2 separate regions of the Homo sapiens genome follow, and region 2 is linked to region 1. The links are chromatin loops, found by intact Hi-C in ENCODE. Cell type or tissue: heart right ventricle. All regions are shown on one strand. Region 1 overlaps BABAM2 (BRISC and BRCA1 A complex member 2). Region 2 overlaps BABAM2 (BRISC and BRCA1 A complex member 2).

Evidence for each region. Peaks named below come from ENCODE experiments on the same cell type or tissue, not always from the same donor. Only the 100,000 strongest peaks of a DNase experiment are listed, where the experiment ranks them.
Region 2: a loop joins it to region 1, with 2.4 times the contacts of the local background. A loop is called at or near these places in 1 of 110 quality-filtered maps.

Annotation. Positions count from the first base shown.
Region 1 is chr2:28,210,733-28,214,732 of GRCh38, reverse strand. The region is part of intron 7 of BABAM2 (BRISC and BRCA1 A complex member 2); the gene reads right to left. Among named protein-coding and RNA genes, the nearest start is that of BABAM2-AS2, 98 kb to the left of the region's middle. In heart right ventricle, no CTCF peak of the experiment used is centred here; no DNase peak of the experiment used is centred here.
Region 2 is chr2:28,310,463-28,314,462 of GRCh38, reverse strand. The region is part of intron 11 of BABAM2 (BRISC and BRCA1 A complex member 2); the gene reads right to left. Among named protein-coding and RNA genes, the nearest start is that of BABAM2-AS2, 2.0 kb to the right of the region's middle. In heart right ventricle, no CTCF peak of the experiment used is centred here; no DNase peak of the experiment used is centred here; H3K27ac peaks cover 725 bases.

The DNA.
Region 1 (4,000 bases):
CATCAACAAAAATCTTACAGCAAACATAATACTTAATGACAAAAACTAAATGTTTCCCCACCTAGGATTGGGAACAAGGCAAGAATTGTCTGCTGTCACCACTCTTATTCAAAATGGTATTGGAAGTCCTAGCCAATGCAATGAAGCAAGAAAAAAGGCATACGTATATCAGAAAGGAAAAAATAAAACGGCCCTTATTTGTGTAAGACATGATTGTCTACAAAGAAAATTCCAAGGAATCTATAAAAACACTCACAGAACTATTCTCATGAACACAAGGTCAACAAGATTGTTGGACACAAAATCAACACACAAAAGTTAATCGTATTACTATATACCAGCAATGAACACATGGAAATCAAAATTAAAAATGTAATATCATTTTTATTTGCTCTCAAAAAATAAAAAGAAATACCTAAATATAATGCAAATACAAAGAGGCAGCACAAGAGACTTCTTTTGTGGTGATAGAACAGTTCTGTATCATGATTGTGGTGGTGTTTACATGAATCTATATATCAGATTAAATTGCACTAAGCTACACACACACACACATATACATACACACATGTGAATGCAGGTTAAAAAGATGATGAAAACTGACTAAGGTCTAGTCTAGTTAGCAGTAACATGCCAATGTCAATTTCCTGATTCTGATTATTGCACGGCAGCCATATAAAATATCACCAATGAGGGAGCCAGATGAAGGATGCATAAGACTCTGCACCATTTCTGCTAACTTCCTGCCTTTATTTCAAAATAAAAAGTGCTGTTTTTTTTTTTTTTAAAGCAAGTTAAAGTTCTAGTAATGGATCTTCTCCATTTCTAGAGTACTTTTAAAAAACATAGAAAACCAAGTAAATTTCATCTCCTGGTTTCCTTTTACAGATAAAAAAAGTGGCTTTTTATATCCAAGCAATCAATGATAGAACCAAGCATGAGTTCCAGTAAAGGAAGAAAGAAACAACAATAATAAAAACTTAGAGTGCTTACATTAGACATATAAATAAACCAAAAATGTATTTTAATTCTGATGTTCCATATCTATTACTATTTTTTAATCCTATAATATACATCTTAAGTTCAATTTTTTAAAAAGAAATGGGATATAAGCATATTTTAATAAAGTAAAGCAAAATTTAAATAATTAGTAGAAGTTAATTAGGTCTGATCTGGCAAGAAATTAATTATATTCCTTATTAATATTATATACTCCCCCTTTTCTCAATATAATACAGCATTCCCACCCTTGGTCTCACTAAATGCTCTATGTTACTCATATATTAAGTTACTGAAATTCCATTACTTCTAACAATTTGCATGTATGTCTCAAAAAGGTAGGCAAACGCCTCTATTTCTTATGCAAACTACCGCTGTAGATCAAGAAAGCTCCTATATAGTATCCACTGAGTTCTTGGTAGCTTCTTTAGTGTTCAGTTTCTTACCAGATCCCCAAATAGACATCTCCATATAAAAGCTTAATAATTTTTTAATTTTTTTTTTTTTTGAGACAGGGTCTCGTTCTGTCACCCAGGTGGAGTCCAGTAGCATGATCTGGGCTCACAGCAACCTCCATGTCCTGGGCTCAAGTGATCCTCATACCTCAGCGTCCTGAATAGCTGGGACCACAGGTGCGTGCCACCACACCCAGCTAATATTTGTATTTTTTGTTTGTAGAGACAGGGTCTCACTATGTTGCCCAGGCTGGTCTCAAACTCCTGGCTGGGCTCAAATGATCCACCCACCTTGGCCTCCCAAAGTGCTGGGATTACAGGTGTGAGCCACTGTACCCAGCCATAAAAGATTAATAATTGCCTAGCACCTTTTGGTAAGCCTCTTGGGCTGTAGCTCAAATTAAAAGATCTAAGAATTACCCTCAGTAAGATTTTATGATTTCAGGAACACAGTTCTAATACTTCTCATTTTAACAGCATTGTCAATAACATTGTTAAGTGTCACCTGATACTGGACAATGTTTTCTAGAATAAAAATCTCTACTATTTTACATTAAAAATTGAACTACTATCATTTGCCCAAAAATGAGGGGGTCGGGAGCAGGAGATAAGGAAGGATTAGTTTCAAGGATAAAAAGAATATATACTTATCAAGTGACTCTGGCCTAAAAAACTACTTTTAATGTTGATGCTAAAGATAAACTAGAAATATTATATTTTTAGAATACACGCTCATATTATCTGATAAATGTAGGAAAAAAATTCCAAAGGATATAAGAAACTTAAAATGTAATTATCTGGGACTTGGTCTGATGAGGGAGAGGGTAAAAGAGAGACTTCACTACATCTCTTTTATAATTACTAAGGTTTGAACCATGAGAATGTATTATGGATGAAAAAACCTAAATTAAAAAACAAGTGTGCAGTTCCTCTAGAACAAAAGAATTGCTAGGAAAACAAAGCATAGCCCAATGAACCTAGAACCTAGAACAGTGCCTGGTGCATAGGAGGCACTCAAATGCTGAATAAATGAATGGCTGAAATGAAATTTGTAAAATGTTTATATTTCCTTAAAAAATGGCCAAAATAATTTGCAAATATCTCAAGCTATTCCAACTAACAGGAAATACAGAGGATAGAATAAGTTAAATACCACCATGAGAAAGTAGGCAGGAACTTCTAGAATATAGGACATTCTGCTGGACAACTGATTTGGTTTTGTCAACAAGTCAATTTTACAGGGAAGAAAAACAGCAAGAGGGTGAGGACTGTTCTAGATTAAGAGACTTATGGGAAAAAAAAATCTAATGCTATAGACTATTTGAATCCTGATTTGAACAAACCAACCACTATAAAAAGACACTTGAGACAAATGAGGAAATCTAAATGTAGACTGAGTTAAATGGCAGTAAAGAATTACTGGTAATTTTGTTATATATAATATCAGTATTGTGATACAAAATTTTTCTATATTTTTTTAAGACATATGGGAATCTTTTAAGTGAAATGACAATGTCTGTGATTGGATTTAATATAATATTATAGGACCCCTTCCAAAGAAAAAGAAAGGAAGAAAGAAAAGAAGGCAGAGTCCGGGCACAATGGCTCATGCCTGTAATCCCAGCACTTTGGGAGGCCAAGATGAGTGGATCACCTGAGGTCAGGAGTTCAAGACCAGCCTGGTGAACATGGTGAAACCCTGTCTCTACTAAAAATACAAAAAATTAGCTGGGCGTGGTGGCAGATGCCTGTAATCCCAGCTACTCGGGAGGCTGAGGCAGGAGAATTGCTTGAACCCAGGAGGTGGAAGTTGCAGTGCGCCGAGATCACGCCACTGTACTCCAGCCTGGGCAACAAGAGCGAAACTCTTTCTCAAAAAAAAAAAAAAAAAAGATAATAAGGAAGGAACTATACATGGATAAGTATGACCAAATGTTATTAAATACTAAGAATGACTATCTGCGGTCCATTATACTATGTTCTCTTGTTCTATGTATGCTTGAAAACTCTCAATCAAAAAATTATTTTTAAGTCCCAACTAACTCAACATGAAGACAGCAGTTGATCTCTTGGAGTCTAGAGTTTTCAAAACCTAACTGACAGCTCTCTTTTTTGGGAACCAATGCGAAATCAGGATGACAGATGAAATTCTGTGTCCCCTCTGTTTTTGGCAACTATTTGCTCAGGGAATACAAACTCATTTTAATGATCCAAGAAAAGTATATGATACACTTAAAGAACCAAATCATATAGATTACATTCTGAAATCAGATTTCAAATATTTGAATTGTCTTTACCACTGGCCTTTACTTGCATAAGGAATTAAGAGTTAACACTGGGATGAAATAACTTTATTTTTCTGTTCCAAAATTTCTGTTAAGTGTTCTCCTCAAATGTTTAAAATGTTTTGTTTAGAAGAAATATAATCATTTCAAGAAATCTGCCCTGAGGAAGCACTCTTACCCACTATTCTTTTGGAGATTCATTTTTAAGGGACTGGCCAAAAGTATTTCATGACAGCTTTGCTACTGTACTTCAGTTTCATG
Region 2 (4,000 bases), 100 kb before region 1:
GAGAGCTGAGCTCAGCTGCCTGGTGAATTTGGGATAACTCAGACCTTAATCTGAGGAAAAGAGGTGGTGCAGTATGAAACCAATCTAAAAGTTGGGAAAGCCAAGGTATATGCTCAGTTCCTACACTAAGTGACTCTGTGACCTTGAATACGTCCCTTCCTTTTGCAGGGTCTCAATTTCATAACCCGTAAAATAGGTGTAATAGCAGTACCTAGCTCATAAGGTTGTTACGAGAATTACAGAAATTAAAAAACATAAAGCACTTAGAGCTATGCTGGTGTACTATAATTATTCAATACATTTTACAATTCTTATTGTCTGTAAGGTGATTAGGAGGCACTGGGTGACCCATTGTTTATTCTGAGAAAATACGTGATCTTGCCCTTATATGCACGTTCCTGTAATGCTCACTTTTCTGGATACCTGGAATAATGACAGTTTAAGGATTATCCAGTCTCCCAAATGATCAATAATGCAAAACTGGGGTTTTCTACATTTTGATTTTGATTGTTAGAAGAACTACATAGCTTCCTGCTTTGCAATTCGGACTGTACTCAGTCTGCTGAGTAGTTAATGCCGTGGACAGCCTCACTGTCAGAATGTAATCTCAAGCAGCGATGGACCATTCCAGAAATCAATCAGTAGGCTTTGAGTTGGTGCTCTTCAAAATGTGTGTGTGTTAGTCTTCAGTGCTTTGTACATATTCTGCATATAGTGAGCTCTTACACGTTTGCTGAAGAGATTTAGCAGTAACTTAACTGCAGCTACACACAGACTGTAGGCTTACTAGTTGCTTCTGGATCAACTAGGAAACCACTGTTCTGCCCAATTCTCACAATCATGGCTGCTCTAAAGGCTGTTCTTCCGAGTGTCAAGGCCCCGCTACCTGGCAACTCAGCCCTGCCCACTCATGGCACACAAGGAGACAAACAAACTACTTTTTTTCCTCAGAAGTGACTTTGGATTACAGACTACCCTAGCTCACCCCCACCCCATTTCTGCTTTCTTGGCTTCGATTTTCCATTAGGCATGACTAAGTGCCAGAGGTTCTGTCTGTCTGGGAAAATAGGAGTCACTGGAATTTTCTATCCTCTTCTCAATGTGCAGCCTCCCTGCTGCTTTGGAGATAGCAGTAAAGTGATGTCTTTCCTTTGGCGCATTCCATTACAATACTCCTTCTTCTCTTTTGCCCATAGACGCTAGTAATAAGTTTGGCCACAGAAGCATGTTACCTTCTCTTAAAAGTACTTGGTTTTTAGACTCTCAGCAGGGTTATTTCTGCTCACAAACACCCTGGGTTTTCCCCATGGGCACAGAGGCCTTCAGCCTCCTGGGTGAGCCACTAGGAAGAAGGCACCCATGCCAGGCCACTCCACGGGTAGGTGGATGTGTACGTGGTGCAGGCTAAACTCCTGCCCTTGATGATTCTGTGCTGCTCCTGTGAGCAAGGGAGCAGGAAAGAGGGGAAACGTAGGAGGTCAGAGGTGGCTTGGGCTGGGCTTTGGACCAGTAATCAGGGGCATAGGGTTCTAATCTTGATACTGTATGCCTTGCACAAATTCTTCTAGGAAATGAAAATGATGAACTGAAAGTCAACTCTATGCCAATCACTGTGCTTAAAGGTCTATATCGATTATTTCATTGAATGTCTATCACAATAGTTAATGCTTACCATATTTAGACCTGGCAGTACTAGATGATCTCTAAAGTTCCTTCCATGTTCCATGTTCTGTGACTGGCCCCCACTGTCACACTTAACTTCCCAGGATGCATTCCTACTTAGTCACCCAACTTATCTCTGCTGTTGGTTGTGGATTTTGCAGGACAGTGGAGTAGAGGTAACTGCCCCAGTGAGTTTTCTAAATTTTGGTTTTGATTTTTAGAAGAACTACGTAACTTCCTGCTTTGTAATTCTGAGTTGTACTCAGTCTTCTGAGTAGTTAATGCCATAGATAGCCTCATTGTCAGAATGGAATCTCAAGGAGTGACAGACCATTCCAGAAATCAATCAGTAGGCTTTGAGTTGGGGCTCTTCAAAATACGTGTGTGTGGTAGTCTCCAGTGCTTTGTACATACTCTGTATATAATGAGCTGGATGGTACCTGCTTCCCATTTTTGCTCACCTCTGTAAATCCTCTACTTTAATAAGGCATGAATCTAGTTCATTTTCACAGGTGGCCCTTGTGCTGAATGATCTGACAAAAGACAAGACAGAATCTTGTTTCTGCAGAAGCAAGGCCTCTGCTTGTCATTATGATATGCACACAATGGACAATCCTGATGGTTCTTTGATGCTTCCCTTTTTTCTAGAATTCATGCCTTAATGAGAAGTGATAGAAACAAGCGGCTTGGCCCTCCTGCCTTGGCTGGACTCCACATCACTCATGACAGCCCTGAGCAGCCCTGGCGGCACCTGTCATAAACTAACACACACATCTGAACAGTCAAGCCTAATTCCTAAGAAGCTGTTTTAACTTGACATCTGAAAATGTATTGCATCTAGAATTATTTTATTGGGTGTGTGTTCAGGGCATATGTGTGCACGTTCTGCAACTGAAGTGTTCTATAAATATCAGATACGAGCTGTACAAAAAGGCATCACGTACACGGTGTACTTAATTCCATTTAGTAATGTTTTCAATTTGTGTCTGACCTCCGGCAACAGAGATGGAAGTTTCTCAACATGAATAAAAAAGTATGCTCAGCTACCTTAAACAATTTTCACTTAAAATTCCAGAAATATATTAGAGCTTAGTGATTACCAGGTGGGTACTAGCCCAGTACTTTCAGAGGAAGGTACTGAAGTCCAGAAAGGTGACGTGTCTTTTCCATGATCACGAAGGAAATTAATAATGGTCCCTAGATGAGACCCAGGTCACTTGACTCCCAGGCCACTATCCTTTGCTTTTTCTTGACTTACTGTACGTTTCTTCCCCCAGCTGTTCAAAAGGAACTCTGATTCCATTAATAGCATATGTTCCTACTATGGTTTATCATAAAAATCCCAAACCAGCTCCTCTACCCTTTCCTTTCTAACTCTATAGGACACCTGTCTATTTTTCCAGGAAAGAGAATACGTGACCCTAACTCACAAGCAAGGAAGTTGCTCTCCTTGGTGATCCCAAACACTTCCCCAGTGGCTGGCGGGGTAATTGGAACCCAAGCTTGAACACTCGATTGTTCTTTTTTTTTTTTTTTTTTTGAGACAGGGTCTCATTCTGTCGCCTAGGCTGGAGTGCAGTGGCGCGATCTCGGCTCACTGCAAGCTCCGCCTCCCGGGTTCACGCCATTCTCCTGCCTCAGCCTCCCAAGTACCTGGGACTACAGGTGCCCACCACCACACTCGGCTAATTTTTTGTATTTTTAGTAGAGGCAGGGTTTCACCATGTTAGCCAGGATGGTCTTGATCTCCTGACCTTGTGATCCGCCTGCCTCGGCCTCCCAAAGTGCTGGGATTACAGGCGTGAGCCACCGCGCCCAGCCCACTCAATTGTTCTTGAAAGGGCACACCTGAGTTAATTTTCCTGACAAAGATGTGCTGACCTTCCAGTTACTCTTTTTTTCTTTATTTTTATTTTTGAGACGGGGTCTTGCTCTGTCACCCTGGCAGGAGTGCAGTGGCACGATCTTGGCTCACTGCAACCTCTGCCTCCCCGGTTCAAGTGATCCTCCTGCCTCAGTCTCCTAAGTAGCTGGGATTACAGACGCCCGCCATCATGCCTGGCTAATTTTTGTATTTTTAGTAGAGACAGGGTTTCACCATGTTTCCCAGGTTGGTCTTGAATTCCTGACCTCAGGTGATCCACCTGCCTCGGCCTCCCAAAGTGCTGGGATTACAGGTGTGAGCCACCACGCCCAGCCCAGTTACTCTTTCTGTGTGACTATCCTGATAAGCTGAGTTCAGTGCAGCTTCTTCTGGCTTGTGTGACTGAGGCCAGAACAAAAGCCCTAACTGTTTTCCACTGAGAAAGCAGGATAAACAGGGGGTGCAGTCTTTAAA